2 separate regions of the Homo sapiens genome follow, and region 2 is linked to region 1. Evidence: chromatin contacts called from ENCODE Hi-C data. All regions are on one chromosome and are shown on one strand. The core of a region is the stretch at or near the end of the contact, and the rest is flanking DNA. Distances in the headings are between cores, read along the strand shown.

What was found. A loop is a pair of places that touch in the nucleus more often than their neighbours do. Pooled maps may share reads with other maps.
Region 2: a map of IMR-90 shows a loop between it and region 1 (5-fold over the local background). The contact joins two enhancer-like sites. A Hi-C loop is called at or near these places in 3 of 168 maps with a recorded cell type or tissue (IMR-90, chondrocyte and ovary) and 2 of 50 pooled maps.

The regions. Positions count from the first base shown.
Region 1 is chr16:29,196,089-29,202,288 of GRCh38, forward strand. No RefSeq gene overlaps it. Among named protein-coding and RNA genes, the nearest start is that of NPIPB11, 210 kb to the right of the region's middle. RefSeq lists an enhancer at 2,375-2,875. Within about 2 kb of position 3,748, at least 11 of the 41 ENCODE cell types and tissues checked have a DNase peak (open chromatin) inside an H3K27ac peak, as active enhancers do; they include IMR-90, where a contact is called at or near this core.
Region 2 is chr16:29,155,396-29,161,086 of GRCh38, forward strand. No RefSeq gene overlaps it. Among named protein-coding and RNA genes, the nearest start is that of LAT, 170 kb to the left of the region's middle. RefSeq lists an enhancer at 1-869 and a silencer at 1,193-1,487. Within about 2 kb of position 1,801, at least 15 of the 41 ENCODE cell types and tissues checked have a DNase peak (open chromatin) inside an H3K27ac peak, as active enhancers do; they include IMR-90, where a contact is called at or near this core.

The DNA of each region.
Region 1 (6,200 bases), core at 2,498-4,997:
TCGTAGGAAGGGTATTTTTTCAATAAAATATTTCATACTACAGAGTAGAGTCAAAGCTGTCAACAATTTTTAATTTATCCATCACAAAATTCAACATTGAAAAAAATTGGAGGATATTTTATGAAAAATAAAAGTAATAAATAATGAAAAAAGACATTCTTCAAAAAAAAAAACCACATCAATGACATAGTGTTAGAGCCAGAAATGCTTGAAGACTGAAATGAAGTTTGTAAGTATGTACCAAGAATAATTATTCTGCTTGTTTTTTAAGTGTAATCAATACAAAGGATTTTATAAAAAACATTTTGCTTTAATATACAGATCTATTGAAATAATTTGTTTTTGATAATAGATTTTAGATAGAACTGTTTTATAAGTCTTCCAATAAAAATAAATACACACAAATGTCAGAAAATAAATAGGCATTTCAAAAAAGCATTTATCTTAACAATTCTTTTTAGTGCCCCCCCCACTTTTATTCTCAGTGTCTTGGTTTGCTTGGCAGATTCCCTTGCCACCCTGGCAGTGTGTCATACATCACATTTGTGGAATGATTATTTTGTTCACCTTTCTTGCCCTTTATATAAAGGTACAAGTGATATCTTAATTATTTTTATGTTAATTATTCACTCAATTCAGCTATCCAAAAAATACTTAGTGCCTACTTTAAGCTGGGTATTAGAACTTTGTAAACTCAGCATGTAGCAAGAGTACAGCAACACAAGGCCCTTTAAAGTTGGATGGATGGTGGGGGAGGGAGGGAGTAGGTGTTGGATGGATGGGTGGGTGGATGAATGGGTAGACGGATGTGTGGATTGATGGGTGGCTGGATGAATGGATGTGTGGGTGGGTAGATGGATGGATGGATGGGTTGATGGATGCATGACTGGGTGGGTGGGTGGATGTATGAGTGGCATAAGTGGATGAATAGATGGGTAGATAGGTGGGCAGTTGTGTGGATGGGTAGATGGATGGATGGATAGATAGAAGGATGGATGGGTTGATGGATGCATGACTGGGTGGGTGGGTGGATGTATGAGTGGCATAAGTGGATGAATAAATGGGTAGATAGGTGGGCAGTTGTGTGGATGGGTAGATGGCTGGATGGCTGGATAGATAGATAGAAGGATGGATGGGTTGATGGATGCATGACTGGGTGGGTGGGTGGATGTATGAGTGGCATAAGTGGATGAATAGATGGGTAGATAGGTGGGCAGTTGTGTGGATGGGTAGATGGATGGATGGATAGATAGATAGAAGGATGGACAGAGAAGGATGGATGGATGGATGGATGGATTGGTAAGTGGGCAGATGAGTGGGTAAGTGGATGAATAGTAGGGTAGATGGATGGGCAGATATGTGGATTGGTAGATGGATGGATGGATGGATGGACGGATGGATGGATGGGGATGGATGAATAGTTGGGTAGATGGGTGGGCAGATATATGGGTGGGTAGATGGATGAATGGGTGGGTGGATGTATGACGGATGCGTGAGTGAATGGGTGGGTGGATGTATGATGGATGGGTGAGTGAATGGATGGGTGGATAGATGCATGAGAGGATGGGTAAGTGGATGAATGGATGGGTGGATAGATGCATGAAAGGGTGGGTAAGTTGATGAGTGGATGGGTGGCTGGATGCAGGGATGGTAGAGGTACAGACGGATGAGTGGATGGATAGGTAGGTAAGTGGATGAATGGATGGGTAGATGAATGGAGGGATGGATGGATGGATGAGTGGGTGGATGGATGAATGGCTGGGTGGGTGGCTGGATGAGCGGGGTAAGTGGATGAATGGTTGGGTAGATGGGTGGGTGGATATGTGGATGGGTAGATGGATGAATGGATGGATGGATGAATGGATAAGTGGGTGGATGGATGAATGGATGGGTTGGTGGGTGGGTGGATGAACGGGGTAAGTGGGTGAATAGTTGGGTAGATGGATGGGTAGATGGATGAATGGATGGGTACATAGATGAATGGATGGATGGATGAGTGGGTGGATGGATGAATGGATGGGTGGGTGAGTGGATGGGTGGGATAAGTGGATGAATAGTTGGGTAGATAGGTGGGCAGATATGTCGATGGGTAGATGGATGAATGGATGGGTGGATGGATGCAGGGATGATAGATATACAGATGGATGGGTGGATGTATAAATGGGTAAGTGGACGAATGGATGGGTGGACGGATGCAGGAATGGTAGATGTACAGATGGATGGGTGGATGGATAGGTAGGTAAGTGGATGAATGGATGCGTGGATGGATGGATAGATGGGTGGCCAGATGCATGAATGAGTAGATGGATGTTTGGATGGGCAGATGAATGTGTGGGTGGATGGACAGATGGGGTGGGTATGTTGCCTGAACCTCGTTGTTGATGAGGGCACTGTTGATACTCTGAGTTTTTTCCCTTTCTGTGTTTGGTGTGGATTCTGGTTCATGACAGCACAATGCCTTCACTGGCCAGATGATTTCACAGTGCTTTATGGCTCTGCCAGTGGGGATCACAGGGCCTGGCCATCAGGGCAGTGGTGAGAAAGCAGGATGAGGTCAGAATAAAGCCCTTAAATCTTCACAGGGAAGCAGCTGGGCCTTGGGTTTCTGGGTGGTGGGTCTGCAGTATCCCCTGTGACTGAAGAGTGCATGAGTCCATTGGAGGCAGGACCAGCACGGGACACTTCCCGTGGGGTTGGATCACAGTCTACACTGAGCGTGCTTTCCAGATCGGCTCAGGGCCAGGCGGCAGGTGGTGTGCCCCGCCATGCTATGGTGCCGAGGGAAGGCAGGGCCATCGTGGGCTCGTGTGTCTTTTATCCCCCTGCAGGTGGTGTGCCCCGCCATGCCGATGATCCTGAGGGAGGGGAGGGCCATTGTGGGCGAGTGTGCCTTTCATCCCCTTCGTGGCTTTCAGTTGTGCTCAAACCAGAGTGGCCTCAGCCCGAAGGTAGAGGCAGCAGGGCTCCTGTGTGTGGGCTCAGGGCACCCAGCAGGGCCTGTCTGGCATCATGTGCATTTCACTGGAGTCATCTCCCCAAAAGGCTGCCTGTCACCTCCCCATGGAGAAGCACGTGCTGCCTGCCCTGGCTCCCAATGCCCAGCTCACACCACCCTGGGTAGCTGAGGCTTCTCTGGTGCCTCCCAGTCCCTGTGCCTTCAACCTGGTGTCCCCGATGGCTGTGAAAGGCCATTGAGGGAGGACATTGCTGCGGGGTCTGCTGCTCTCTCCTAGGCACCATTTCAGGAGGGCTCACTTGGGCTCAACTCCCAGAAACTGGGAATGCAGGGCTCTGCTGTCTGAGGCCTTGCTCAGCCTCTGGGCTCCTGGATTCTCGGACGTGAAGCAGCTGGCGAGAATCTCTGGGGACTGCTCGCCCCTCTCTGCAGGCCAGGGCTTCAGCACGCCAACTTTTTTCCAATTTTTAAATCGTGGTAACATAACATAAGACGTACTATCTTAACCACTTTTAAGGTACAGTTTGGTGGGACTCAGTACTTTCTTTATGCTGTGCAACCCTCACCAGCATCCATCTCCAGAACTTATTTGATTCCAAACTGAAACTGTGTCCCCACTACACCCCGACTCCCCGCTTTCCCTGCCCCAGCCCGGCCCCGCCGCCTCCTTTCTGCCTCTGAGTCTGATGCCTCCAGGAACCTCGCGTAAGTGGGATCCTGCGGCATTTGTCTTTTGGTGCCTGGCTTATTTCAGTCAGCACAAAGCCCTCGAGACTCATCCACATGGGGTGTGTCAGAATCTCCTTCCCTTTTAAGGCTGAGTGGTGTTTTTAAACTTTTAAAACCTTGCACAACCCCAGAAGCGGGCACTATTGTCACGCACCCAGGGGCCACTGAGGCCCACGCCAGTGAGGAGGCCGACCCTTGTCCCACGGTCACTGCGTGTGGAGTGAGATTCATGACAGACAGGCTGGCCCAGAGCCTGCGTTCATTCTCTTTTCCAGCATTTTCTTGTGAAGAAGTTCAAACATACAGTAAAGTTGAAATAATTTTGCAGTCAACACCCACACACCCACCACCTAAATTCCATTAACAGTGAACTACACTCACTTTGATCAAATCTCCATTCCTCCCTCCCTCCCTCTTTCCCTCCCTCCATCCATGTTATTTTTGGATCCATTTCAGAAAACAACTGTGGACGCAAGCATGATTCACTCTAAATGGTTTTAGCTCAATTTCATTAGCTAGAGTGCAATCGTTGTTTACGTTTTAAGTGAAATTTCCATGCGGTGAAATGCACAAGTCTTAGATGTACGGTTCGCTGTTTTGGCAAATGTGAGCGCCCCTCAGCACCCTCCCTGATCAAGACATGGAAACCCCAGGAAGTTCCTTCCCCGCTCTTCCCAGCCATCCGTGTCCCTCCTCCACCCCTTGAGGCAACCATTGTCCTGACTGTTTCATCAAAAATAGTTTTTTTAGTCCCAGAACTTCATATAAGCCAGAGTCAGCATTGGAAACCGCCCATCGATAGCACCACTGGGTGAGGCGTTTTTCAAGGGCTGGGTTTCAGAACCGATATGCCTTTCCTACTCCATGGATCAGGGCCCTCCAGAGATTCAGAATCATAAACACACACACACACACACACACACACACACACGCTACATATAAATGTATATAAAATATGTAAATATATAAAAATGTTATATCTAAATCCACCACATTGATAACAGATAGCATTATATCTGTAAAATCATTTCTATGTGTGTGATTTTTAGGAGTTTTCTCTTGCAACTGTAGGGGCTGGCGAGCTCACGGTGTGCGGGTGCTGGCAGGCAGGACTCTCGGGCAGAATCCATGCTGTGGTCTTCCGGTGCAATTCCCTCTTCTCTGGAAAACTGCAGGCTTATTCTTTTTTTTTTTTTGAGAGGGAAATCCCATCTGTCCTCCAGGCTGGAGTGCAGTGGTGTGATCTTGGCTCACTGTAACCTCCGCCTCCCGGGTTCAAGCGATTCTCCTGCCTCAGCCTCCCAAGTAGCTGGGATTACAAGCACCCGCCACCATGCCCGGCTAATTTTTGTATTTTTAGTAGAGATGGGGTTTCACCATGTTGGCCAGAATGGTCTTGAACTCCTGACCTCAGGTGATCCTCCCGCCTCGGCCTCTCAAAGTGCTGGGATTACAGGCGTGAGCCACCATGCCCAGCTTGCAGGTTTGTTCTTCAGGCCTGCCATTGACCAGACGGGTCCCTGCATTGCAAGAAGAATCTCCTTGACTCCGGCAGCTGGTTGCTGACACCGACCACGTCCACCTGGCACCTGCACTGCAGTGTCCAGGCTGCTGCTTGACCGCCACTGCCCCCAGCCAGCTGAGCAACACATTAGATTTCCCTCCTGCACTGGACGCCTGCAAGTTGCCACCTCCTGCCCTGGCCCTGGTTAGGAATGTGGTAGGGAGGTTTCCAAGGTTGGGGGCAGGACCCAGAGACCCAGCCCCGGAGGAAGTCCTGATTCCATCTCAGGAGCCACTCTGCTGCGTTTCCTCATCTCTCTGGTCATGGGGGCGCCCATCCCGGGCAGAGCTGCAAATGGGGGGTGGGTGTGGCCACCAAGCCCCCTCCCCTGGTTGCCGGAAGAGCAGCTGTTGTGTAACAGAGGGATTCTCTGCACCGCTCCCCAGGACAGACCACTCCTTACAGCGGATGATCTGATTAGGTTTTAATGAGAATAATGTTGGCTTCGAGGAAGGAAGAATCCAGCAGTGTTTTGATGTCAGCCAGGCGTCTTGAACACTGCCCCCCCGCCAAACATTTGGAATCTGGCACGACCTGTCATGCAGTTTGGCGGGCGGGTCCCCCTCCACCCGCTTCGCGATGAACCCCATGTGCGTTTCCAGGGAGACGTGAGCCATGTGTCCCTTATTCACTTACACTTCGTTCATCAAAACACAGTTTTGTAAGAGCTAATTGGCACCGGGGTAGCCTTTCAAATCTTCTTTATAAGCCTCTTACCATCTCTCTGGTTTTGAGCCAAGTGTTAACAGAACCTCAACTTCAAAAGACTGAAGTTTGGTCTGAAACTCAGAGTGTGGGTGTCTGAGGGGTACTGAACTTGGCCGAACATTTTCTACTGATTTTAGGCTGAGCAGAGCCAGGCTGTTGGGAAAGATGCTGGAATCCAGGCAAAGTGAACTGGTTTTTTTCCCCACATATTTTCTAGGCTGACAACGGCCTTGAGCTGGGAAT
Region 2 (5,691 bases), core at 551-3,050, 43 kb before region 1:
ATGCGTGTGGCTCTCTCTGCCTTTCTCTGCAATTTCCTGTGCATCTATAATTATTTCAAAAATAAAAGTTTTTTTACAAAAAGAAAAAAATGAAGACAAAATCACCGCAAATTCCTGTTTTGTCCCTTTGATCTTTTTTTACTTGGAGAGATGATTCAGGTCTCTGAATACTCAGCCACTGACTGCCTAGAAGACCCTGGGGAGGGCTGGGCCTCTGAGGCTCAGGCCAGTTTATACCTGTGGAAGTGCCACGTGTCTTCATGGACCGTGGAAGTGCCACATGCCTTCACCGACCGTGGAGGTGCCATGTGCCTTCAGGGACCGTGGAGGTGCCACGTGCCTTCGGGGACCGTGGAGGTGCCACGTGTCTTCACGGACCGTGGAAAGTGCCACGTGTCTTCACGGACTGTGGAAGTGCCACGTGTCTTCATGGACTGTGGAAGTGCCACGTGTCTTCATGGACTGTGGAAGTGCCACGTGTCTTCAGGGACCGTGGAAGAGGGGCTTTTCCTGGGCTTGATGCTGCTGCACTGTTGCTGGGACCCAGCTTCTTGGAGCCCCGGTCGTGTGCGAGTGACCTGGGAGGTGGACCTGTCGGAGTGACTGTGAGGGAAGCTGTGTGAAGGTGGGAGGCCGCCGTATCGTCAGAGGCAGCTATGGCAAAGGGAGGCTCCGCACACAGCGCCCATCAGCAGAGCAGGAGGAGGAGCACGAGGGGAGGCGCCATACTGTGATTTTACTTCTTTGTTTTTTTGAGACGGAGTCTCGCTCTGTCGCCCAGGTTGGAGTGCAGTGGCGCAATCTCAGCTCACTGCAACCTCCGCCTCCCAGATTCACACCATTCCCCTGACTCAGCCTCCCCAGTAGCTGGGACTACAGGCTCCCACCACCACACCTGGCTAATTTTTGTATTTTTAGTAGAGACGGGGTTTTGCCATGTTGGCCAGGCTGCTCTCAAACTCCTGACCTCAGGTGATCTGCCCGTCTCAGCCTCCCAAAGTGCTGGGATTACCCAGGCATGAACCACCGCACCCGGCTCCTATCTTTTCATTGAAATCTTGCCTCGCAGCTTTTAAAGACTGTACATTTCTTCTAAGTTCTTTTTAGAATTCTTCGCAGTGTTTTGGTGGAGCCTTTTGAGTTTCTTCACGGGCTCTCCACAGCCCCACCCTGAGGACGGGAGCCCTTTGGATGGGGCCGGTGTCAGCAAAGGAAGCACAAGAGTCTCAGCTGCTCGACCTGGTCCTGCCCGCCGTGGTCCCAGAGAACCATGGGAGCAACATCTACCATTTGGGCTGACTCTCTGCTTTCTGTGTCAGCTCACCTGTCACCTCCACCTCTGCAGAGGGAGGGTGATGGCGCGCAGGGGTCAGGCACGCCCCGGGTGCTCCTGGAGTCTCATCTTCCTCTTTTCTTCCCTTCAGAGTGTGCTGATCCAGGCTCAGATTCCCGACTCTATGGCTTCCTTAGCAGAGGGGCCCTGGTGTCAAAGGACTGCTTTTAAAAGAAGATACAATTCTGACTCAAAAATACAGAATACATACATGTCAAAGACTTTATTTAACTCATTAACTAATGCAGGCACCAGTAAGATGTTTCCGGCATTTGGGAGAGAATTCAGAGAACCACACGGATAAGCAATAGGGAATGCTGAGATGAGTTTACAAATAGATGTGGAGATGCTTTATCCCCAGGTGGTCCTCGGCTGCATTCCACGGAGATGCAGTTCACTTGTGTTTCCACTGCTCTCACTTTTCTAGGATTTACAAAGTTGCAAAATAGCCCCAAGACAATGAGAGGCAGGGCCTAGGCAGGAACTGAGTCACTGTTTGTTTTTGCTCGTTTCAAAGTCTTTTGCAAGTTTCCCTGACAACTCGTAACTCTTGGGCTTGTTTTGCCATCTGTGGAATGAAAATAACGTTTGTCCTGTCCTTGAGGAGTTGTGAGCTTGAAAAGAAAGTAAGTGAAGAAATGTCTTCTAGAGGCTTCTTTGTATCAGCCGAGGCGGTCTCACGGTTAGCTCTGGGCCCCCTGAGAACCGGGTCTGAAATTCACTATTTCATGGTCTCCTACAGGTTTATCTCCCTCCCTCGCTTCATCTCCGCACTCTTCCTTAAAGCCACATGCCTCAGTGCAGAAGCCTGGCCATCCGCAGCCTGTGGTGCACCTTCGGGGCCCATCTGTGCTGGGTGTTTTTCATTATTAAGTGACCCTGATGAGAATAACCTTGCACGGCTGGGAGCAACTCAGCATTCTTCTTGGTCACCAATTTTCCTTCCAAGCCAATTGCTCAAAGCAACCAAATACCAAAGTTTTCATCAGAATGCCTCGCTCCACGTGCACTGATGAACAACACCTGCTCCTGGGTCACGGGGCCGGCAGCCTGGATGTGTTTTACACAGAGGGTGGGGTGGAGACACAGGTGCGGGAAACTGTCCCCCACCGGGTCCAGCCGTTTGGGTGGATGCTGGCCGGCCCAGCTCTGGATGTGTGGGACTGGGCTGTTCCCAGGTGGCTGCCTCTCCTGGTTCTCCTCTGGGAAGTCAACGGCTGACTGATAAGGTTTTGCCCAGCTCCCTGAAGCCTGGTCTTGGTTAACTGGGAGCGTGTCGTAGGGAGTGGGGTTAGGGAAGAGATGGGGACATCTGGTTTTTGTCCTGCCCACTGTTTGGGACAGGATGGTTCAGTCAGACCACATTTGCAAAGCGAGAGCCGTCTGTGGAGTCCCGGCCCGTGGGGTCCTGGTGTTGGGTCTGTCTGCTGCCGCCGTGCGCGCTGTGAGGAGAGCACTCTCTTCTGAGGAGAATGGGATGGGGAACCACACACAACCAAGAGGCCCCCAAGTCCGCCTGGGAGGGTGGAGGCTGCACCGGGGAGAGTGTGCTGGGCCAGGGTGGGTGAACGTGTCCTGTGGAGGGGGAGGCATCGCCCCTGAGCCATTCTCCAGCTTCCCTGCTTCCAGGGAGTGCAGAACTGCCCCGTGGTTGCTGAGGAGGAGAGCAATCTTCAGGGGCAGCCCTGGGCCCAGGGGAGCCACTGCCTGCCTCAGCAGAGCCTCGTGACACTTGCTTTCTCTGGGGTCCGTGCAGGAGGCCCAGGCCCCCGCCTTCTGCTGCATGTGTGTGTTACAGAAATGGCAGATGATAAACTGATTCCTCTATCGGAGCTTGGTGCTCATTTCCCGGAGTGATGTCATCGGGCCGGCGGGACGCATTAGCCAGAGGGCTGGGAAACAGCGGAGATGGCGCGCCCCACCTGGGAGAACACAGGCAGCTGGAGGACGTCGGCGGTGTTACTGTCACGGTCACCTGGACTGGGCGGTTGCAGGCGGCCGGATGCTGGACCCGCAGCGTGAGCTCCACGGCCGCAGCAGGGAGGCGAGAGCCCTCAACCAGGGACGGAGCCGCCCTGTCCACGGAGCCTCCAGACCCACCAGAACGCCTGGGTCACCGCGGCTCCCGGGCGGGCCTCACTGCGCTGGGACACGTCAGGACACGTGGCAGCTCCCAGCGCGGTGGAAGGCCTGAGCCCTGGGAACACTGGCTGGAAAATGGAACTCGGAGGACAGAGCTTGTCGACGGCGTCTCGTATGAATCCTGGAGGAGACGCCCGTGTCGAGGGCAATTAGAATCCAGGCGTGAGCCCCGGCTGGCTGCGTCCACTGGAGCCGCCTGACCTCACCCGAGGGTGGGAGGCCGTGTGGTTTCTTGGTTCTCAGCCATGCAAACTTTCTTGGCCGCAGGCGTTGGGTGAGGTTCTAGAAAGACCTCACCATCAGTGTGGGGTGTTTTGCACCCTCTCCTTCACTGGGGTGGCACGAGGCACCCGCTATGTACCGTGCACAGTGGGGTGGGGGGGTGGTGGGCGCTGCATGAGGTACCCGCTGTGCACCATGCATGGTGGGATGGGGGGGTCGGGAGGGGGCACTGCATGAGGCACCCGCTATGTACCATGCATGGTGGGGTGGGGGGTTGGGGGGGGCGCTGCAGTTGGCACCGGCTGTGTACCATGAACGGTGGGGTTGGTGGGGGTCGGGGGGGTGGGGGCGCTGTACTTGGTGCTCTCCTTACACTGACTTTGGTCCTTGTCCAAACCCTCCGAGGAGTTCACCCTATTATTAAAACTCGAAACAAAAACCAACCAAACATAAAAACATACTCAGAGAGTTAAAGAGAGAAACTAAGCCGCTGTCGCCAGCGCCGTGTCATGAGCCGAACATTTCAGTATCGATTCTGGCCATCGGAGGGGCTGGCTCAGTGAACTTCCAAAAAGAATTGTTCGCAAAGAAACAAAACTGACCTTGAAGAGAGCTCAGCCTTGGCCAGATGGGCCCTTGAAGTCTGGCTGTCACGTCACAACCCCGGCTCACAGGCTGAAATCCGGCCCTGGGCCGCTGTGAGAGTTGAGTAGGCAAAATTCCATACATATTTAAGCTTATCTATAATTTATTCCAATGACCTAAGGAATCATATATCATTTTGTCTGTTGTTCAGTAACTTTTAATCCCTGCCTTCCTAATCCTAAATTGGCCAGGCGGTTGCAGGCCGCACTGCAGAGTTCTCATGTAACTGTGCAAATACTCGCCCACTAGGTCCTGGGTTTGCTGAAGTTTACTGTTTATGATTAGGAATTTATTTGTCAAAATATGCTTCTTTTTTACTCACTGGCCACTAGAACAGAGGCTCGTGGTAACGCGTACAGAGATGGTACATCCCTGTCCTCTCATCAAAGTGATTCCTCTCCCTTTTGCCAAACTTCCACAGAAGCCAAATAAACAGTGTAGACACTCCGTCACTCGCTACGGCCACGGCGGCCACTCGGATCACACTCCGTCACTCACTGTGGCCACAGTGGCCACTCAGATCACACCCCGTCACTCGGTATGGCCACGGCGGCGACCACTCGGATTGCATCCCGTCACTCAATAGGGCCACGGCAGCCACTGTGATCGCAACCTGTCACTTGCTACAGCCACAGCAGCCACTCTGATCACACCCCATCACTTGCTATGGCCACGATGGCCCCTTGGATCACACTCTGTCACTTGGTGTGGCCACGGTGGCCACTCGGATCACACTCCATCACCCACTACGGCCACAGCAGTCACTCGGATCACATCCCGTCACCCACTACGGCCACAGCAGTCACTCGGATCACATCCCGTCACTCACTACAGCCATGGCAGCCACTCTGATTGCATTCCCGTCACTCGCTATGCCCACGGCGGCCACTCAGATCACACTCCATCACTTGCTATGGCCACGGCAGCCACTCAGATGGCACTCTGTCACTCACTATGGCCACGGCAGCCACTTGGATACTTGGTCAATAAAATAAGAAGGTCAAACATTTACCCTGTGTGAGCCGGCAACCTCCAAAAGGCAAACACAGTCAGTTTGGTCAGGAGCTGGAGGATTTGTACACGTATTTGTATGCTTTAGTCTGCCACAGTTTTATGTGTGTGTACATAAATATACTTTAGGTATATATTCTTAGCTCTGTGTATATATATGTGTGTATATATGTGTTTATATGCTTAACTCTCTGTATATATGTGTGTGTGTGTATATAAATATATATTTTAGAGATGGCATCTCACTCTGTCCCCCAGGCTGGAGTGCAGTGGTGCAATCATAGCTTACTGCAGCCTTGTCCTCCTGGGTTCAAGTGATCCTCCTGCCTCAGCCTCCC